2 separate regions of the Homo sapiens genome follow, and region 1 is linked to region 2. The links are chromatin loops, found by intact Hi-C in ENCODE. Cell type or tissue: IMR-90. All regions are shown on one strand. Links, peaks and the distances in the headings refer to the core of each region. The heading gives the core; the rest is flanking DNA.

What was found. A loop is a pair of places that touch in the nucleus more often than their neighbours do. Peaks named below come from ENCODE experiments on the same cell type or tissue, not always from the same donor. Only the 100,000 strongest peaks of a DNase experiment are listed, where the experiment ranks them.
Region 1: it touches region 2 in a loop (2.8-fold over the local background); 1 of 110 quality-filtered maps calls a loop at or near these places.

What each region holds. Positions count from the first base shown.
Region 1 is chr2:203,163,241-203,166,162 of GRCh38, reverse strand. NBEAL1 (neurobeachin like 1) reads right to left here. Exons shown (of 56, transcript NM_001378026.1): 37 at 1-14. Among named protein-coding and RNA genes, the nearest start is that of CYP20A1, 74 kb to the left of the region's middle. In IMR-90, for the core only: no CTCF peak of the experiment used is centred there; a DNase peak (open chromatin) is centred at 1,482; H3K27ac peaks cover 542 bases.
Region 2 is chr2:203,103,660-203,106,581 of GRCh38, reverse strand. All of the region lies in intron 12 of NBEAL1 (neurobeachin like 1), which reads right to left. Among named protein-coding and RNA genes, the nearest start is that of NBEAL1, 90 kb to the right of the region's middle. In IMR-90, for the core only: no CTCF peak of the experiment used is centred there; no DNase peak of the experiment used is centred there.

The DNA of each region.
Region 1 (2,922 bases), core at 328-2,827, 60 kb before region 2:
CTTCTTTCTCATCACTGTAAAAACAAGAAGCCAATAAACAGAAAAATTCAACCATTTATTTTTCTTAAATAGAAAAGAATGCCACATTTAAATATAATCTCTTTTTTTTCTTTTTTTTGAGACAAGGTCTTGCTGTCACCCAGGCTGGAGTGCAGTGGCACAATGTCGGCTCAATCACTGCAACCTCTGCCTCCTGGGCTCAAGCAATCCTCCCACCTCAGCCTCCCAAGTAGCTGGGAATACAGGTGCATGCCACCATGCCCAGCTAATTTTTATATTTTTTATAGAGGTGGGGTTTTGCCATGTTGCCCAGGCTGGTTTTGATCTCCTGAGCTCAAGGGATCCACCCACCTCGGTCTCCCAAACTGCTGGGATAATATGCATGAGCCACTGTGCCTGGCCTCAAATATAAATCACTTATCTGTCAAATTAATGTCCAGGAAAGAATATCTGAATTACCCTCAAGAAGTATTCTGCATATTAAATTACTTAAACAGTATCCAAATATTTTTATTACTCAATGATTCAGTTTCATTAAAAATAAGCTTTACATCCTGATTTTATATGACCCATTATAATAAAACACAGTGAACCTGTAAAACAATTAGCAGAGGACAGCTGAAAAATAAGGCAATATTGGTCATGTCATTTTAGTTATATTCTGGGAGACATGAATTGACCCACAAAATACAGGAATCTGTGACTAAGACTGCATTGTAGTGGTGTTTGTAAATAATAATTAGAAGTACTAAATATGAATCTTAAACTATAAAATGAGACTTTCAAGAGTAACTAAAACTAGAGAGCATTACCATCATAGCATTCCCCTAACAAGGGAACTAGAGATAATGCAAAGAGCTACTATTGCCATACCTTACTTAAAGTGAAGTCACCATATATTAGGAGGAATATTATTTATATTTGCTGGAGGAAGTAACTGGAGAGACAGTCTTTTGGTGGCCTAGGTGACTTTAACTGCCAAGTATAGAAATAGGAGCTCCTGGGTGGGCGCGGTGGCTCACGCCTGTAATCCCAGCACTTTGGGAGGCAGAGATGGACGGATCACCTGAGGTCGGGAGTTCAAGACCAGCCTGACCAACGTGGAGAAACTCCGTCTCTACTAAAAATACAAAATTAGCCAGGCGTGGTGGTGCATGCCTGTAATCCCAGCTACTTGGGAGGCTGAGGCAAAAGAATCGCTTGAATCTGGCAGGTGGAGGGTGCGGTGAGCCAAGATTACGCCACTGTACTCCAGCCTGGGCAACAAGAGCAAAACTCCATCTCAAAAAAAAAAAAAAAAAGAGAAATGGGAGCTTCTACCACTCACAGAATGTTATTCAAGTAAATCTTTTAAGCCAGCTAACTCTCTGGTCCTAGACATTTCATATCTGCCTCATGTCCAGGGTACCAATGACTAAGTCTAATTTTATTTTTAGTGGGTTTCCATGAGAAGTTCTGTATCACCATTTTAAGCTTGCAATGTTGCAATCATTTATTTAAAACTAAGCTTTTCTTTTTTTAAAAAATAATTACTGGAAAGAATGTTTTCCCAAACACTGAAATACTAATATTTACAGTGATAAATAGAGCCATGAGTAACCCTAAAAAAGTAAATAGTCTGAGGGTTATTTATATTAAATGACAAAAAGTATTTTGGTTCTTCAGTGTAAAACAAATGAGTCTGACATCCATTAAATTCACTAGTCATCAAAGAAAGAAAAAAAAAATCCCAATTACAAAGCCAACTGAGTATCTACCAAGATAGTTCCCTATATAACTGCCCCTACCCAGTACCCTGAAAATAATAAAGGAAATCTAAAAAAAATTACTGAACTAATACAAGTAAAAGTCCTGATTATGCCACCAAAGGATACTACTGAATCTAGTCAATTTGTAATATATATATATTTTTAGATGGGGTCTCACTCTGACACCCAGGCTAGAGTGCAGTGGTGCAATCTTTTTTTTTTCTCTCAAAGATTGTACAAAGTTTTATTTGACATGCCAAAAAAGGAAAAGTTAGTTTTTAATCACATGTATTAATATAATAGGTATAATCTATTAATAAATTTATAAACTTCTATAAAGCAATTAAGAAAATAAACTGAGGAACAGACTGAGTAAAAATATGCACAAAACATCTGAAAAAATTCTTGTATACAGAATATATGAAAATATCCTACAGTTGAATAAGAAAAAAGACAACCAATTAAAAAATGGGCAAAAGACTTGAACAGACATTTCACAAAGGAAGGGTCACCAAACACATAAAAAAGAACCCAACAACTATACATAAGGGAATTGCAGATTAAAACCACATCGAGAATGATCATAACAGCTTTATTCAAAATAATCCCAAACTGAAATAACCCTGGAGATTAAAGAAATTGTGGTATATTTAAACAACAAATACCACTCATCAATAAAAAATAATGAACTACTGATATATACAGTTGTGTTTCCTGAGTGAAAAGAACTGGGAACAACAGAAACATGGTATGATTCTATTTATATGAATTTCTGGAACCGGTAAAATTAATCTGTAGTGGAAAAAAGTCTAAATTGCCTTTGGGAGGATGAAGGAGGAAGGATTGATTGGGAAGAACACAGAGAATTTTCTGGGGAGAAGGTGATTTCAGTATCTTTTTGGGGTGAGGGTTATAACACAGGTTATGAGTATTTGTCAAGATTCATAAAATTCTACAGTTTTTAGAATATATAAAAAGAATATAAAATTATTTTTATATTTTACTGTTTGTAAATTTTACCTAAAGAAAAAAGGACTTTAAACAAAATTGAAATCTGTTTGCTTTTTTGCAGTGGAATGAGTTAGCAACTAATGATATGAGTTAAGCAATTCTTAAAGCACTTTCTGTGTATTCTAGGCTTGACTAAATAAGTAGGCTTATTCAGAGTAATGGT
Region 2 (2,922 bases), core at 318-2,817:
TGGAACATCTTTTCTCATGTTTGAATTTCAGAATACAGTACAGGCAATCCATTATACTCATAAACCAGTTATTTAGGACTTAAAATGGTTTCCATCGTACAGCAACTAGTATTAGATGGAGATTAAGTCACAAGCCAGACTGTAAAAGTTGTAAAAGCCTATTCAATAGGAACCTAACCATGAGTTATGTCAACATTTCTAAGGCAAAAGTTAGAGTCTCCTAACACAAACCAATGTAATCTAAGGAATACAATGAAAGGCATGTTTCAGAAAACAGGGAGTAATTAATTCACTTCTGGTACCAGGAAGGTGAGGCATAAAGTATATTAGATGTGGCAGATAAGAGTGTAAAGTAATAATAAAAGTCACTGACATGTATTTAGCACTTATCATGTGCCTGGCACTATGCTTACCACTTCACACAGATGACCTCACTAATCTTATCAGCATATGAGGAAACTACCAGTATAACTGGACAGAAGAACAGTCAGTGGCAGTGAATGAGAAGAGACAGAAAACTCTAAGGGTTAGTGAATACAAGAAGCAGAATTTCCATGGCCATACAACCTGGAAAAACTAGTATCAAATTGATAGGCTATTCAAATGTGAAAAATGTCATATTTTAGGCAGTCATAAACTGACTAAATAAAGGGTCATTATTTTATTAATGAAGAAAAACTCTGATATAAAGCTTAATTTTTTAAACTCATGAACCACAGAACCACTTAAAAGTATCCTTCCAACACCAGTGCTCATGTCCCATTCTTTGCCAACACTGTAAATCCTATCAGTTTGCAGTTCAATCATTAATGTCTTTTAAAATCTTAAAGCAGTGCCTATAGGGGTTTGTCTTTAAAATTATCACAAGTATAGGCAAACAATAAATAACCTCATTCTTATATTAAGATATTTTGTGAATGATTTTATTTCAGGTGTTAAGCCACATGTATTACATACTTTCATACATCACTTCAGAATTTACATAGTGAAAATCGGCACATCTATTTAAATATTTTAAAACTTGGAGATACATCAGGCTAACAGCAGACCTTTCAACAGAAACCCATACAAGCCAGAAGCAACTGGGAGCATATATTCAGCTTTCTTTTTTTTTTTTGAGATGGAGTCTCGCTCTGTCACCCAGGCTGGAGTGCAGTGGCGCGATCTCAGCTCCTGCAAGCTCCACCTCCAGGTTTCACACCATTCTCCTGCCTCAGCCTCCCGAGTAGCTGGGACTACAGGCGCCCGCCACCATGCCTGGCTAATTTTTGTATTTTTTTTTTAGTAGAGATGGGGTTTCACTGTGTTAGCCACGATGGTCTCGATCTCCTGAACTCATGATCCGCCTGCCTCAGCCTCCCAAAGTGCTGGGATCACAGGTGTGAGCGACTGCGCCCATCCATATTCAGCATTCTTAAAGAAAAGAGGCTGGGTGCAGTGGCTCACACCTGGGATCCCAGACTTTGGGAGGCTGAGGGGGGTAGATCACGAGGTCAGGAGTTCCAGACCAGCCTAGCCAAAATGGTGAAACCCCACCTCTACTAAAATACAAAAATTAGCCAGGCGTGGTGGCAAGCACCTGTAATCCCAGCTACTCCGGAGGCTGAGGCAGGTGAATTGCTTGAACCCAGGAGGCAGGGGTTGCAGTGAGCCAGGATTACATCACTGCACTCCAACCTGGGCAACAGAGCAAGACTCTGTCTCAAAAAAAAAAGAAAGAAAGAAAAAAGAAAAAAAAGAAATTCCAAAGAATTTCATATCCAACCAAACTAAGCTTCATAAGTGAAGGAAGAATAAGATCCTTTTCAGAGAAGCAAATGCTAAAAGAATTCATTACTACCAGACCTGCCTTACAAGATATCCTGAAGGGAGTGCTAAATATGGAAAGGAAAGACCATTACCAGCCACTACCAAAACACACTTAAGTACATAAACCCATGACACTATAAAGCAACCACACACACAAGTCAACAAGTCTGTATAATAACTAGCTAATAATATGGCAGTAGGATCAAATATGCACAGATTAGTACTAACCTTGAATGTATATGGGCTAAATTCCCCAATTAAAAGGCACAGAGTGGCAAGTTGGATAAAAAACCAAGACCCAGTGGTATGCTGTCTTCAAGAGACTCATCTCACATGCAGTGACACCCATAGGCTTAAAGTAAAGGAATGGAGAAAAATCAACCAAGCAAATGGAAAATGGAAAAAAGCAGGGGTTGCTATTCTTACTTCAGACAAAACAGACTTTAAACCAACAAAGATCATAAAGACAAAGAAGTTACATAATGATAAAGGGCTCAATTTAACAAAACCTAACTATCTTAAATATATATACACACTCAACACAGAAGCACCTAGATTTGTAATTCTTAGAGACCTACAGTATACTTGGACAGATCATTGAGGTAGAAAACTAACAAAGATATTCAGGACCTGAGCTTAACACATGACCAAATGGACCTAGTAGAGATCTACAGGACACTTTACCACAAAACAAGAGAATATACATTCTTCACATCTGCACATGGGACATATTCTAAAATCGACAACACAATCAGACATAAAATAATCTTCAGCAAATTTCAAAAAACCAAAATCATACCAACTACACTCTCGAACCATAGTACAATAAAAATAGAAATCAAGACTAAGAAAATTGTTCAAAACCACACGCTTACATGAAAATTAAACTGTCTACTCCTGAATGACTCCTGGGTAAATAATAAAATTAGAGCAGAAATAAAGAAATTATTTGAAACTAATGAGAAGATACAACATACAAGAATCTCTGGGACATAGCTAAAGCAGTGTTAAGAGGGAAATTTATAGCACTAAACGCCCACATCAAAAAGTTAGAAAGACTGCAAATCCAACAACCTAACATCACAACTAGAGAACTGGAGAAACAAGAGAAAA